Linked DNA regions of Homo sapiens: region 1 is linked to region 2. Evidence: chromatin loops called from intact Hi-C (ENCODE). Cell type or tissue: endothelial cell of umbilical vein. All regions are shown on one strand.

Region 1 (8,000 bases), 330 kb before region 2:
TTGATTATAAAAGGCAGCTTTTTTGATTATAACAATACTTACCATACATACCTGTTGTGAGGGGTCTAGATATAAACTTCTGAACATAGTGACTGGTACATAATGGGCTCTGAATACACTTAAACTACTCTTCTTGAAACCAGACGGGTCTCACTAAAACCATGGTTTTGCCTCTTAGTAGCTTCGTGACTTGAATCAAGTTCCTTAATCTCTCCAATCCTTTGCCTGACATGAGGGAAAAAAAATGATAGTCCTCACTTGAATCCCTTTCCCTACAACTACATTGCCAACCCCCAAATCAATTCTCTACAGTGTATTATTTTTTCTTCTAAAAACTAAACATATTAGCATGGTTTTCTGGAAGAACCTTCCCAAATTGAATTATTGCCAAGACCCAGCTGGGCTAAGCAGTACAGAGATGAGTTGATTGAATTGTTCATGCATAAAGGTAATCAGCCATTCAAACCCCGGAATGTAATTCCCAGAAAAGAGTGAGGCACGCTTTCCACCTGACAGTATTCACTTTTCTAACATGTGCTATTTCATGTTTCTCACCACATGTGGCAAAAGTGGTAGTGGAAACATGGAAAGAGAGCAACACAGTTTCTGGTAAGAAGACGAAGCTCAACTTGTCGTTTTCCCCTAGATTTTCTAATTGCAATGCATGGTAGTCATTTTATTTCAGAGCAGTTCATTTGCAATTTTCTTTATTCTCTCTTCTAGTAATCTCAAGCCTGGTTAGTATATCCTTCAAATCTTTATCTAGATTTATGGTTTGTGTCAGTCACATGCCTTATAACTATTTAAAGAGAGATTTAAGATTCATTTATTTGGATACAAGAAAGGATGCACTGATGAATGATATTTAGAAAGGGAAATAGACACTGCTCTCCAAACAGAATGTGACATGAAGACACATTTTCAGTGATTTACCACAGCATGAAAAAGCATTAGATTCCATTCCTATTCTACTGAACATTTATCTTCTATTCCTTGAGCTTATACTTTTCTCAACTGAAACTTTGGAGGAAAGAGAAAGGCAGTTAATGTTTTCTGAGAGCCTATAATATGCAGCAGTCGGGGACACTTTGTCTAGGCTCTCTAATTTAGAACCACCACCCACTTTGTAACATAGATGACATTTACCCTGCTTGTCAGATGAGGCAGGACGGTTAAGAGAAGTTACCAGTGTGCCTGTGGTCAGTCACTATTAAGCCACAGACCTGAGCTTTGTGCCCTCCCTACTGTTCTTGTACTATATGCTGCTTTCTAACGTGCTATGCTTAGATATTTAGTTTTTGGTAAAGTTCAAGTCCTGGTTTTAGGTGGGCCAAAATAAGTGAAACTATTTCTTTAACCTATTTTCTTTGATGCTAGCCTAACCTATATATCAGTGAGATTGAAGTTGTGAAACCATAAAACCTCAACTCAAAGGGCAATCAACTCAAAGGGCATTGTTAGGTAGATCAGATTAAAGATTCATGGGAAATATGCCAGAATTTGAAGACTTTTGCACATGGAAGTAAAATGTTAGAAATTTCCCTTTCCCAGAGAATGCCAAAATGGGAAATAATTTTTCTCACTGATACATCTTGGGGTATTTTGGAAAAACAGAGTTGTGAATTGCAATGCTATATGAATTAAGAATTACTATTTTTAAGGTAAAACAGACAGCAGGCATTTTGAAAAAATGTGAGCAAAAGAAAGCAATCTCTTTAGGAATGCTGCTGAGCAAGATCTTGTACTTTTTTTCAGCAGTAACCGATGGGAACAGATTTTTCTGGATTTCTCTGGAGTCATAATTAAGAGCCTTGCATCAAGGAAGTGATCATTCTGATGTGGTCCCATGAGGGAACATAAACATCATAGAACGTACCAGTTTAGGAGAAGACAGAATTAGAAAGCAAGAACCAAGAAACATCAGAAACAACCAGAGTGAGAGAATTCTCTCAGTCAAACCAGTTTCTCTACTTCTCTGTGAAGAGTTTAAAAGTTAATATCATGACTCCACTAATCTTAATTTTTTGTATACATATTTGTATCTACATAAAAAATACAAGAAAAATTATCCAGCTCTCAATCTATATTGCAACTCCTGCTTTTTGTTGCCTTTATATATGACTCTAAATTAAAGAACTCCTTTCAAATACACTCAGATATTTGGGTCAGGAGGACCTCTATTCATCATTATAGGCAAAATTTGGTTGTCCCTAGCAACCAGGTAAAAAATGGTACTCATAATGGAGTATTGCTAGAGGGAGGCTTGGTCAGCTTGGCTAGACATTCCTAGATATCACACTATGGCTAGCTAACACCAGAAAATACTTGGATCATTAGTATTTATGAGCCTGAGCCGCTCAACTTTTAAGAATAAATAAAGCTTCCTGCGTCTCTGTTGGAGAGCATTCTCTGACCATGGAAATGTGGTAGGTCCAAGAAGTGCAGACCAGGAATCTGGGAAAATCAGAATCTTAGGAGTGACCCTCACCAGTGAGGGATGAGATCTGGTGGATAAACACTCCAGCTTTCTTGCCATTGCTGGTACAGTACTGAAGAATGTTCTGTACAGCTTCTTAGAGAATCTCAGTGAGACTGAGCCTACATTCCCATAGTGGTAATTTGCTGATTAACAATATAAATATTAGCTATATTCACTTCCTTCCTTCTTTGTTTTACTTCCTTATTCTTTCACTGTTCTTCCTGGGATCACTGCCTAGATAAACCATTTGCATTTGGATTATTGTCTCAGAGTCTGCTAACCCAAACTAAGAAAACCACCTGATTTTTTCTACCTAATATACAGAAATATACTTAACTTATCCAAGTTAAAATAGATTTTTTAAAAAAATTTTTGGGCACATAGTAGGTATATATATTTATGGGGTACCTGAGATGTTTTGATAACAGGCATGCAATGTGAAATAAAGTAGATTTTAAGAGATTGTGTAAAGAGTTCTTGTCATGTTTTGTCTCTAGTGAGACTAGTATTTTGGGGAGTGTAATGGAATTGGGGAAAATATCTTGGAAAGATGTGGCAGTTATAGGACTTGATGGCTATTGACCAGGAGAATCTAATTTTCAACAACATTCCAAGGTGGGCACACCTATGGCACTTACTGTATGCTGGTGCTGTACTGTGTTCTTGCTGTGTGTATGGTAGTGTGTGAGTGTGTGTGTGTGTGTTTGTCTGTGTGATATGATGATGTGCTATGTTTGGACTATGTTTCTGGTCCAGAAAATTTGAGAAAAGTTTAGCACAATGAAGCCAGGAAAGTTTTATCACGCAGGTGACATCAAAATGTGCCTCTTAATGTTTATATTACACACAGTAAGCATTTAGATCACACTTTAAAGTTCACGTTGAAATTGAGGCCAGAATATTTGAGATTAAAATTCATAAGACCTTCCTCTTCTAAGATGTATATTCTTATGTGTTCATCTTCAAAGGAGACCCTATAATTTTACTTCAAACAAATACAGTGATTTAACTTAAAAAGCTGGGATAACGAGTGGTTAATAGGTTTTAGGAATTGTTTAAATATTTTTTATTGTGAATCCGTGTGCTTTAGAAACGTTTGCTCCAAGAACTCTTTCCTTAAAGAGAAGAGGAAAGCATTTGGAAAGCATTTAGGTGGTCTGAAGGACTTCTGGTAATAGTTACTGATACAGGTTGAAGCCGTATTTCCAAGCAAACTATTATAACGATTTGGCAATTGACCAGAAGATAAGAAACCTCTGGTTCATTCTAATTCTTCTATTTCCTGGAATTTCAAGACTCATTCCTTCTAATTCCACTCCAGGAAGTAGAATGATATTTTTAAAACTATCAATAATCCAAATTACCATGAAGAATCCCATTTTTAAAAGCAATTCCTTTCTCTAAACTAAGGAATCTGTTTCTTCATTTTTTTTTTCACTAAAATAAATTTTGGTCATTCCTTCTGATTTCACTGTTAAAGAACTAGCTATGAAATTTGCACAATTTCATACAAAATAAATTTAACAGCAGTAACATAAAAAAGTTATTTTTCCTACCTACATAAACAATTGTAGTTATATTCTTACATGATGTTGATCATAAGAGATAAGAACTAAAAAAAACCAAAACTAACTGGAACAAAAGATTTGATTAGAAATGACAGTTGTTTGAGGGTTTATTTTTGTAGGACAAAAGCTAGCATTTAATTGTTTATTTTACAGTTAGGGAGTTTACATTATGGAGGTATTCATATCTCCATTTCTTTCGTTGTGCTGTGACACACTTCCTGAATATTTCAAACCACTTTGTTTTGCAAGACTACTTTGCATTCTGAAGAGGTTTCCTGCTTAATTTAGTTCCGTCAACTGATTGCCATGGAAACTCTTGATATCCTTTCCTCTTCCTGGAATGAGACACTGGCTCTGTTTCAAATAGATCTTTTGGCACAGAAATAGAGTATGTTTCATAGAGCAAAATGTGCTGTCAATAAAAGAGGGTCCTTCAGAGGGATCTACTGAATGGACAGGAGCCACAAATACACACATCACTACTGAACAGAAAGGTAGTTGAACAATTAAAACCAGGTAGCAGCATAGTTCAAATCAAAACAAAGTGATGCCTAACCGACTTTTTAATTTTATTCACAAGTAAGTTGAAATCAATGCTTTACTGCATGCCAACTGAGCAAAATCAAAACAGAACAACCAATGATATATTACCCTAAAATTTTATGAGACTGAATCAATCTGAATTTCTCAAGGGCATCTCAAAGCAGATTAAATTGGTGAATGTGAACAGTTGTGCTGGAAAAATAATTTCTATAATTAACTATAACACAAAGATCTACCATTTTTCTTGCCATGGATTTTATTTTAAAAGTACATTTCTCAAGCAATAGTGACTGTAATAAATACATTGGGTCATCCTATTAAGCCCTCCACTTTGAAATGAGGATCATATTCTGGGTTTATTCTACTTATATTTAACAATTTTTAAATATGGAATTTGGAAAGTTAGAGCCAGTTACAATCATGAAAAAGAGAAGAATGATTATGTTTACAGTGTATTTACTACTTTACTTTGTGTATGGATCGCTGAGAAAAAAACTTCAATTGCATGACTATATATGCATGTGTGTTTACAACTGTTGTGGATGACCGTGTGTGTGTTTATGTATTGCATACAGACAGGTAGTTGTCAAAAGTACAGATTAATAGAAAAAGAAGTAGGTGTATATTGGGAGAAAGAGGAAATTCCTTTCTGATGACTCTCTGTAAATTCAAATATATGATAGCATCTTTAAAGTTAGAGTATCATGTGTTAATCTGTTATTTTTCATAATATTCAGGTTTTGCATATCCTTTGGAAAAAATGAGTGGAAGACAGCTATCTCCACCCAAACTTGTAGAGAGCTGTTTTCCTAAGACATTAAAAGTGAGAAGAGGCAAAATTTTGCTTCCTTGTAAACCTTGAATTTAGCAGCAGACACATAATGGTTTCTTTTGATGGCTTGAAGTTTGTCTATATAAAAATCATTGGTTATGATTTTGTTTTTTCTGATTGAGGTGGTAGGCACACATTATTTACTTTTCCCACAGTCAATTTACATCAAGAAAATATGTTGCCCTACAAAGTTTATTTACAATGAAAATTCACGTGCATGGAGAGTACTTCCTAAAAGGAATGCATATTTAGCAAATCTGGAAAAAATAATAAAATAATTGTATAAATTCTAAATATTATAGGTAAGAGATTTTAAAACTCAGTTTATTATTTTTTGGGTCCACTTTGATTATCTAAATTAGAAAAGTATATGGTACCTTCAAATTAGCTACAGCCTTAGCTGATTTGTCAAAATGTATTATAGCAACTCTGTTTTAATATCTCACCATGACAAAGCAGTAAAGCTCTGGTTATCACAGTATATTGCTCACTTTCAGTGTGATTTACTCTTAGCAGTCTGTGCATAAATGAAGCATAGTTTCACAATGTCTGCTTTTTGTTGTTGTTGTTGTTAAAACAAATGCCTTAGTGTCTGTTACACTCATATCTCTTCCTGGACTAGTTTCTCCAAATACATTTTTTTTTTAATCCTGCACGGACAATTGGAGTGCATACTGAAGACTGCATGATGGAAATCTCTGACCTAATTCTGCAGTCATGAGAGGTTTGGAGAGCAGTGATTAAGATCTAAACATGGACATACATGTTTCAGTGAAGTATCTTAACTTTATCAGCCCCTTAACCAAAGTCGAGTTATTTTTATTTGCTTTCTTTTTTGGATCTTTGCAGATGCTAACATCTTTCTTTCTCTTTCTCTTTCTTTCTTTCTTTCTTTTTCTTTCTTTCTTTCTTTCCTTCCTTCCTTCCTTCCTTCCTTCCTTCCTTCCTTCCTTCCTTCCTTCCTTCCTTCCTTCCTTCTTTCCTTCTTTCTTGATTTCTGAATGTGACAGAGAGTTCTGAGGAGGTGGGGAGCTTTCCTATGACCCATTTTCATTCTTTGAACCTAATTTAGCAACTTGTGTATACATTATTGTCTGTGTTTGTAAAATGCACAAACAATACTGCGACTTAAACACCAGATTCATACTAAGGAATTGATCCTTACACTAGTCAGAAAGCACTTGCCTAAAATGAATATACTCTGACATGGAAACTAAAGCTCTGTTTCTGGAGAGGGCAGAATAGAACCAGTGAGTGGAAATTATATAGACACAGATTTTAGCTCCATCTGAGGCACAGCGCATCGATAAGTAGCCATAGCATTCTTATTTCATGATGGAGCAGAGCTTGCTGTCTCTTGGATGGGTTTTCGAGTTGTTGGTGATGAGTTAATTATGTGGTGAGAGACCTTGTTTTCTGCCCTCTTTTCTGTTTGTCATCTGTCCTTTTTTCCTCCCCTCTTTTTTCCTTTTCTTCCCTTCTCTCTTTCCCTCTTTCCATTCAGTCTTCACACATGTATTAACGTCCTATTGTGTGTCAGATACTTTGCTTCTAAACCTAAAAGTCTGTTATTGAGAAGTAATAGTTAATTATGTGAAGAAAAACATTCAGTACTCCTTCTACTGAGAAGGGCTTGTCTCTATTTCCTTTCCACTTAACACTGACAATTTTAGAGCACATTAAAACTGAGGAAACTAGCAATGCTGTTTCAGAAATTAATTTTTAAAAGAAAACCAAAAGTCTTTTTTCCATTGATTATATATCTTAATTTGCTGCTGGAAGTAACCAGGCACCCACAGAAACAGCAAAAGGTGGACAATGAAAATTAGAAAGCATTTAAACCTGGGCACCTATCCCCAGTGAGCCTCTCCAGTTTTATCCCTGCAAAGAGTTAATGAAGGTAGAACAGAAGGGCAGAGCAAGCAGCTGTTTTAGTTTTTAGTGGGGACAATCAGTAGGATAAGAATGGACACATGTCAAGTTACCCCCCCTGCTGTCCTTAGATAAAAAGGCCTCTGAGACACAGACTGTGATGCCAAACCATGTCCATTCTGCCTGTCGTATGGAATGCCAATCCCTGAGATGGTAAGTTTTACAGCGGAGAAAGAGTTTATTCATGAGGCAGTCAAGCAAGGAGGTGGGAGAACAGGTCTCAAATCTGCTTCCCTAAAGATGGGATTTTAAGGATATTTATGAGACAGAGGAGTGAGGTAGTCTGAAGTATGAGGAAAAGTCATTGGCAGTAAAGAAGAGTGAGGTTATCAGTGAACTATGCAAGCATAGCCAAGCTTCATGGCTCTTCATAGGATGCATGTTCACATGGTGGTGGTGTTAGCATGATCTGTAGGTAGAACATCAAAAGTGTACCTATCGAACACTCAAGCAGGGTCAGTGGTCGCAAATGGCTTGAACTGGACTAGAGCTGACTCTAAGTTCCTGAAAAACAACTTCAGTAACCATCACCATGGTGACCTATATGTCAGAGATGTTATCTGTGAGGAAGCTAGTGCAAGTTCAGTTATATATTGCTTAGCCACATGACCTTTAGCTACATAGATTTTAAAATCAACTAAAGGCA
Region 2 (8,000 bases):
TAGTGATTTAATGTATTCCTGCAACACAAATTATCTAATCTATTCCCTATTAATGAGAATTTAGGCTGTTTACTTTTTTTACTATTTGACAATGCAGAAATAATTATCTTTGTATGTGCATCTTTGTGCACTTTTGGAGACATTTTGGTTCATTAAATTCTTAGTATTGACATATCAGCAACAAAGGATACGTACATTTAAAATATCTAAAAATAACTGCCAATTGCTCTCCAAACAGTTTAGATTGTAACAAAGCAAATTCCCAATACAGTGCTTAAAAATTCATCAAGTAGTAATGACTGCTTTATAATTTTTACCGTTGTGATAGAAGAAAGACTGAGATTCTTTTTTTAAACATATTTTACAAATTAAATAATAATAATTACAGTTTCAGAGAGGTGATTTTTTGCCCAAGTTCACAGGAACAGTGAGTGGCAGAGCTGAATCACAATCCTGGGCTATTTGACTCCTAAGTATGTGCTTTTCTTTTCTCCAGTGATTCCCAAGCCAGCAGATCACTGGAAACACACACAGAGCTTTAAAAAACACAGCTTTGCTCCAGCAGAGATCCATCTGCATTTTTTAAGTTCCTTGGTTGACTCAAATATCAGTTCTATCTCTAATTAGATATAAGAAAGTGTTATAAAGTTAACATACTCAGTAAAGCAGGCTGACCGGCTGGAAACTTAACCTGTATGTGTCTCTTCTGTGGGTGCCCTTCATGGAGGGGCAGGAGGAGTGAACCCTGTGGCTCTTTAGCCAGGTATGGAAGAGAAACATTCTCCTTCTAGGAGGTGGAAGGGCTAGTCTTTTCTATGTCTAAGGTCCAAACTCTTCCTAATGGGACAGTGGGAATGGAGTAACCTCACCATGGAGTGAATCCATCAGTGGAGGGCTGCCCTGGCCAGGCAGGAAGCTGAACTTATGTGGGACTGCAATGGCAGTGAACCAGTGTGAGCAGAGCCTGACATGAGGAGCAGCACGGGGTCTGCAGTAGCCACCAGTTTGGACACCAACCCCAGGCCTCCAACCTCACCATCTGCCAGAGGCAAGGCTCAAGCCTTCCAAATTATTGAATGACCAGAGAGAGAAAGTAATCCGGAGTTTCTGCCACTTGATGGTTGGCAGCTGGGCCTAGTTCTAATTTGACTTGGTAAACAAAGAAATGTGGCATTATTCACAACTTTAGATCATAGAGCAGTTTACACTGGCAACCTATACAATAGTAAACATATTTTTCCTATACCCTAGTATAGGAAAATATAATAAGTTCAGTAAGTTTATAGTAAGTAAATATAGTAAGTTTAGTAAATATAGTAAGTTTATAGTAAAAATAACTTTTATTTTTCTACTTTAATTACTCCATCTTTTTCAAAGGAAAAGTAACTTTCAAGGTCCCTCCATTATTTTATAGGAACAGAGGTGTGGTGGAGTCTGTGATTTGGCTTGCAAGTGTGATCTTGCAGTCTCTTGCTCTTTTCTATTTTGCATGTGTTTGTAAATTTTGGGCAACCAAATATTTTATTTAAAATATTAGGTTATATATAATGAAGCATTTTTGTATCCTCACATGTAGTCTAATATCCAAATATGTATGTTTTTCCAGCTTGGAGGTATAATTATTGAGGTATAATTAACAAGCAAAAATTATATATATTTAAAGTGTACAATGTGAGGTTTTGATATATGTGTGCAGTGGGAAATAATTACAGCATTCAAACTAAGGCAGTCTCTTGAATGCACCAAAAAAAGCAAAAGTACTATCTCCCGAAATCACTTGCCAGAGGTAGTTTTTGAAACAAGTTGAACTGTAGATCACATTTTATCTTTGTGAGCTGTCCTATAAGATCCTCCCACACCCAGCCTGTCTATATTCAGACAGTGTTTGCTAGAATGTAGCTGGACAACCTCTACTTCAACACTCGAGTGAGGTGGCCAGGGGCCAGGAGCAGTGGGCATGGCCCAGTACCCCTTGGCACTCCCAGGCAGAGCCCACTTCTGCAGACTGTGCTGGTTCTGAGTAATGGGTTAATTTATACACAATGTTCAGCCAAACATTGAGGCAGAGAATGCCAATGCAAAGAATTGGCCCAAGTGCCAACCAAGGGGCACACCCCTTCAGTAGGCTCAGTTTCGAGGTTGGAGGTGGAATTGCATAAGAATTCAGTTACTGTTTATTAACATAGCTCTGTGCACCTCTGGCATCTACTGGCCAGAGACCCTCTGGTTTTCACATTTACCCTCAGCAGGACAACCCAGACTGTATGGATTGTGTTTACACTGGAAAAAAAAAAAACATGATATTCCCTACAATGTGAGAAAAGAAGTTAGAGATCTTCTCATCTTCGCTCCTTCTTTATAGAAATGACAGTACTGAAGCTTAAGAGGTAAACCAACTTTCCCAATCCAGCATTGCTCGTCATAAACAAATCCCCACATATTTTGATAAGAATAAAATCCATTTTATTTGCAATCTCAAATATTAGGGCTTTATTACCATGGAATGAAGATCATTCCGGTACTTCTTGATCTTGAACATGTGTGGGAATCCCTGAAGAATCTTGTTACAATGCAGACTCTGATTCTGTAGGTCCGGGTAGGGCCTGAGATTCTGCACTGTTAACAAGCTCCCAGGTGGTGACCCAACTACTGGCCTACGCTTTTGAATATTGAGCATTTATAGGCAATGCCTTGCCTAGTGTGGGTGGACTTGAGCCTCCACAAGAAAGTATGTAGGGCTTTCCACTGTGAATACATTTCCTGGTATGGTGAGGAGTTCCCATCAAAGAATTCTTTTGCTATGCCTAAGAATAGCAAAAGAATAGAATTTCATGCAAGTGCTTTCTTCAGAAATAAAGTAAAACTGAGAAGATGGATCATTTAAATGTTTTGTATTTCTGTAAATGCACAAATCATATTTCTAAGTGTCCTTGGCAGAGGAACCTTATCATAGTTAAGAAAGTTTACATCTGCATCTCCCACTCAGTCTGAGCATGCTTTACTTCCTCTTAAGTAATAATCGACATTGCGAAATTGCAGCTAGGCAACTAGCAAAATGTTCACAGGGAACACAACTGCTAGCTTTCGCTCATAACAAGCTCCCTTCCCTAACCCATGTCATTCCCTACATGAGCTTATTCGTGGGTTTCGCAGCCTTGGCACTACTGATGTTTGGGGTCATTGTTGCAGGGGCTGTCCTGTGCACAGAAGGTTGTTTAGCAGCATCTCTGGACTCACCGCACTAGATGCTGGTAGCACTCCACCCCCAGTTGTGACAAACATAAATGTCTCCAAACATTGTCAAATGTCCCCTAGGAGACAAAATTTCCCTTGGTTGAGAATCACTCCTCTACAAAAATAATTTATACTATGTTGGAAAGGACAACTAGCTTAAAACATTGATTTATATAGTTTCAGATTGGAAAGAGAGCTTTACTGCATTTGGGGGTCACACACTGAGACAGAGTCTCACAGTCACCCAGGCAGTGGCACGATCATGGCTCACTGCAGCCTCGACCTTGTTTCTACAAAAAATAAACAGTTAGCTGGATGTGGTGGGGTACTCCTGTAGTCCCAGTTACTCAGGAGGCTGAGGTGGAAAGATCCCTTGGGCCCAGGAGGTCAAGGCTGCAGTGGAGTTGTGATCGTGCCACTGCACTCCTCCAGCCTGGGTGACAGAGGGATACCTAGTCTCAAAAAAAAAAAAAAAAAAAAAGTGTTTCCTATTCTTTACTCATGGCTTCTCAGCCATGTAGCTAAATTCTGGAACAGCTCATGTGTACAGTCAATGACAGTAAGTCCGCTTACAATACACTCCACATCACTTTGAGAGAGAATGTTTTACTAACATTTAACTGACAAAAAGAAGAGAGAAAGAGCAATTAATCAATCAGGTATTTGCCTAAATGCTGAACAAAAGTGATCTACTAAAATAACCACTTGTTCTTAGATCTGTTGTCTTGCTGTTAAGGGAACTCTGAAGTAAAACACATATTAAGTACTTCAAAATTCACTTCTTGTTCACAGATTCTCTAACATTGTTAAGATGTGACAGCCTGAAAACATGTCATGCAGACACTAGTTATTTACTGTACTAATATTAATAACTGGAGGCCCTGGCACAGGGCCAGAGTGAAGGGACCTTTTCTATCCTCTTTTTTACTGAAAGGGAGGAAAAGGCATTCTCTCAGTTCTAAGCTGGAGGTGGCATCCATCACCTGCCAATGAACAAGATCTGCTGCTACGCAGCTGCCAACACCCCTTCCATTCACACTCAGCTGATATTTATTGTACACCTACCATGTGCCAGATACTAATCTAGGCACCGCCACATAATTTATCTATTTTATTTTTACAATAACTCGGTACATTTGGGCACAAATGGAGAATCTAAGGAAAAGGGTTTGGCTAATAATGCCAAGCCTATTTTACAGCCCTTTGCGCTTAAAAAAATTTTTTAAGAGAATTTGAATGGATTTTAAGTATTCATTATGTTCATTACATTCATTACTTACTTCCTTGCTTGATTTCTTTATGCAATAGATGTCCTTGAAGAGTTTGGAAGCAAATTGCAGTTTTGTAAGTTGACTCACTTTTGAAATGTTTTAGTGTGGCTCCATGATATTTATGACTCATGCAGCAAATTTGCCTAAACAAAACAACCTTTAGTAAGATGACTAGCCACTCTATCTGATTTTTAATTCTGAATTTTAACTTAGTGGTTTCCTTATAGATGAACATATATAACATTTTCTCAAGTCATCAATAAAATCTAAGCCAACAGTAGTTTGCATTTTGACAGCAATGAAGTAAACTTAGATACTTGGTGTAGGAATAAATATTAACCCCAATAGTTCAACCAATCAAATGAAATGTACAGCTGTATGTCTTGAATGACGTCAATGTTTGTATTAGTTTCCTATGGCTACTGTGACAAATTACCATAAACTGAATGGTTTAAAACAATGAGAATTTTTTCTCTTATAGTTCTGGAAGTCAGAAATCCAAAATCAGTCTCCCTGGGCTACTGTCAAGGTGCTGGCAGGGCTGGTTCCTTCTGGGACGTGGGAAGAATCTCTTTTCTTGCCTCCATCAGCTTCTCAGGCCATCTGCATTCTGTGGCTCTTGACCTCATTCTCATGTCATCCCAACCTCTTGCCTCTATCTGCTGTGAGTCACTCTGATCTCCTGCCTCCCTCCTATAAAGACTCTTGTGATTACATTGGCCCAACCCAACAACCCAGGATAATCTCTCACCTCAAGATCTGTAACTTAATCACACGTGCAAAGTCTCTTTTACAAAGCAAGGTACCCATATTCACTGGTTCTGAGAATTAGGACTTGGCTGTCTTTAAGAGGCCATTATTCATCCTATGACAACACTGAAACAAAACTCAAACTAAACTTAGTAAAGGATTGGTACAGAGCCAACTAATTACCTAAATCAGTTTAAGTAATTAAGAAATAGACCTGGAAAAAATGCAGCGAGTGATGAATTTTAATCCAATCTGCCAATACAAATCTGGGACTTTCCATTTTTATAAGAAACGCAGCAGTGAGATGAAAATAATCCTTAAAACATCACTGAAAGGCCCTGTAATTATAACCTGCTCCCTGGAAATTAAAGGAAAACTAAAAGAAGTATCCAGAAAACCCCAAACTTGGCTGTACTTATCACAGACATTGGTAAGTAATAATACTATACAACATTCACTTTGGATTATTATCTAGAAAAATTGATTAGCTTGACTGAGGCCATTATTTTTTCCCAGACCCCATTTATAAGCAATGCTATCTATTGATGAAAAGCTGTTTGAAAGCAGAGTGTGGCGTGGATCTCTTCTCCATAAGCAACCTGCTCTGACCACCCTGAATGAGCCTGATTAGATGCATTCTTTGCTAAGCAAAGGGCACTTTGTTTATTTTTTATTTATTTATTTATTTATTTATTTATTTTATTATGTTTTAGCACAACTTGCACAGTAATATTCAAGGAAAAATGTTTGAAACCAAGTGTCTCTGTCTCACTATGGAATGAAGTTAAACAGACATAGTTATGCATCTATACTGCTTTAAGCAGGGGTAACAATAAAATACTTCAGTTAGATTGTAACAGTACATGCACTGCAAAATGCACTACTTATTTATTTATTTATTTGACAGGGTCTCACTCTGTCACCCAGGCTGGAGTGCAGTGGCACCATCTCGGCTCACTGCAACCTCCACCTCCCGGGTTCAAGCGATTCTGATGCCTCAGTCTCCCAGGTAGCGAGGATTACGGGTGCGTGGCAACACGCCTGGCTCATTTTTGTATTTTCAGTAGAGACGGGGTTTTGCCATGTTCCCAGGCTGGTCTTGAACTCCTGGTCTCATGGGATCCGCCCGCCTTGGCCTCCCAAAGTGCTGGGATTACAGGTGTGAGCCGCCGCGCCCAACCGCAAAGTGCACTTTAAATACAGTTGTATTTATCTTCCAACAGGTATAAAAACCATTATAAACTATATAATGAATTGGCTCTACCAGTTTATTCAATAAATATTTAAACAGTTATTAAGATGGTAATTATATACTTTGAAGGAAACGTAATAATGGATTTTATCCTTGAGGCTAAAAAGCACTTGTGGGGCTTTTGGTCTCCTCCTCTTGAGGAAATTTGTGACTGTTTTTAACCACTACAGTTCAGCAGAAATTATGCAAAATAATTGTCCAAAGTAGGGACAGAAAAAACCAAGAAGCTGAAAAGACCATGGATGTCAGGTGGAATAAACATTCACTCCCAGAGCCCCAAGCTGCCAGGTGAAAAGCCTAACTATCCTGAGGCTCAGAAGGTATGAGGAAGAGGCCATGCCGTGTGGAGAGCCCAGGTGTAAGGTGTTAAAGTTGACAGTCTCAGCTGCAGCCAGCCTTCAAGTCATTCCAGCCCAGGCAAGATCTATAAATGAAGAAGCCTCCAGATAATTCCTGCCCAGTACAATCAAGTCAGCTGGAGCTGCTACACTGTGGAGCACAGATAAACCACACCTGCCTTGCGATGTCCAAGTTTCTGACCCATAGAATCTGTGAGCATGATGAAATGGTGGTGTTACCTGCCGCTAGGTTTTGAGATGATTTGTTACATAGCAAAAATAATCAGAAGAGTCTTTCAAGGCTGACCACAAATTAATGTAATGTAATGTCAACGAAACTTTTTGTGTTAACACGGAATTGTGACTGAAGCCACAAAGCTGACAAAGTGAGGTGTTATAAGTGTATCAACTCTCATTAGAGCTGCCCAAAATAGGGCCAGCCAAGAGCAGCAGCACAATGGACCATTGTGCAATCACACCAGCCCCCAATGTATTTGACAGGACACTTATTTTGCAAATCTTCATTTATCGTTAAGTATAAACAGGTGTTTACCTCACCTTCAATGGTCAACAACCTAAGGTGACTTAAAAAAAAATACTGATACCAAGTCCCTCCCCAGATGGATTGAATCAGAGCTACTTAGGGTGGAGCCAAAAGGCTTGTTTTTTAAAGCTTCCCAGGTAATTCTAATATGTGTGTAGTCGGGTATGAGAACGATTGCAAGCAAAAGCAGCTGAGGGACGCTGTCCAAGGAGTAGGCTCAGTAGCACGAACTGCAAATACTTGAGAAGGGAAAAGTTCAGCCTTGTGCTGGAAAGTGGTTTAGCATGCTGGAGCTGGTTTTCTGCTTGGTAGCCCTACAACTTTGGCCCAACTACTTGGCCTCTGGGACTCAGATTCCTCCTCTTTAAAATGGTGCTAATAATAGCACCCACCCTCTGTGAGGAGGATGCTGTGAGGACAAAATGAGATCATCCACATAAGCCGTGAACCCTGTTCCTGGTAAGGTAAGTGCTCAGTAAATGAGCTGCTATTAGTACAAGGTTATGTTGGAAATTTATGATGAAGTACTGCCATATAATGAAGTTCTTTTTAGTTTTTCAAACATTTCATGAATGTACCTTATTTCAGCTATAGTTAGTATCCAAACAACT

Evidence for each region. A loop is a pair of places that touch in the nucleus more often than their neighbours do. Peaks named below come from ENCODE experiments on the same cell type or tissue, not always from the same donor. Only the 100,000 strongest peaks of a DNase experiment are listed, where the experiment ranks them.
Region 1: it touches region 2 in a loop (15-fold over the local background); 2 of 110 quality-filtered maps call a loop at or near these places.

What each region holds. Positions count from the first base shown.
Region 1 is chr7:17,037,194-17,045,193 of GRCh38, forward strand. LOC124901595 (a long non-coding RNA gene) reads right to left here. Exons shown (of 4, transcript XR_007060239.1): 1 at 52-8,000. Among named protein-coding and RNA genes, the nearest start is that of AGR3, 160 kb to the left of the region's middle. In endothelial cell of umbilical vein, no CTCF peak of the experiment used is centred here; DNase peaks (open chromatin) are centred at 3,518, 4,288, 5,308 and 5,948; H3K27ac peaks cover 3,664 bases.
Region 2 is chr7:17,367,203-17,375,202 of GRCh38, forward strand. It overlaps LINC02888 (long intergenic non-protein coding RNA 2888), which reads left to right and starts at 7,715. Exons shown (of 3, transcript NR_110015.1): 1 at 7,715-7,853. It overlaps LOC105375171 (a long non-coding RNA gene), which reads right to left and starts at 4,644. Exons shown (of 4, transcript XR_927074.3): 1 at 4,515-4,644. RefSeq lists an enhancer at 4,258-5,457. In endothelial cell of umbilical vein, no CTCF peak of the experiment used is centred here; DNase peaks (open chromatin) are centred at 4,079, 4,739 and 5,139; H3K27ac peaks cover 2,356 bases.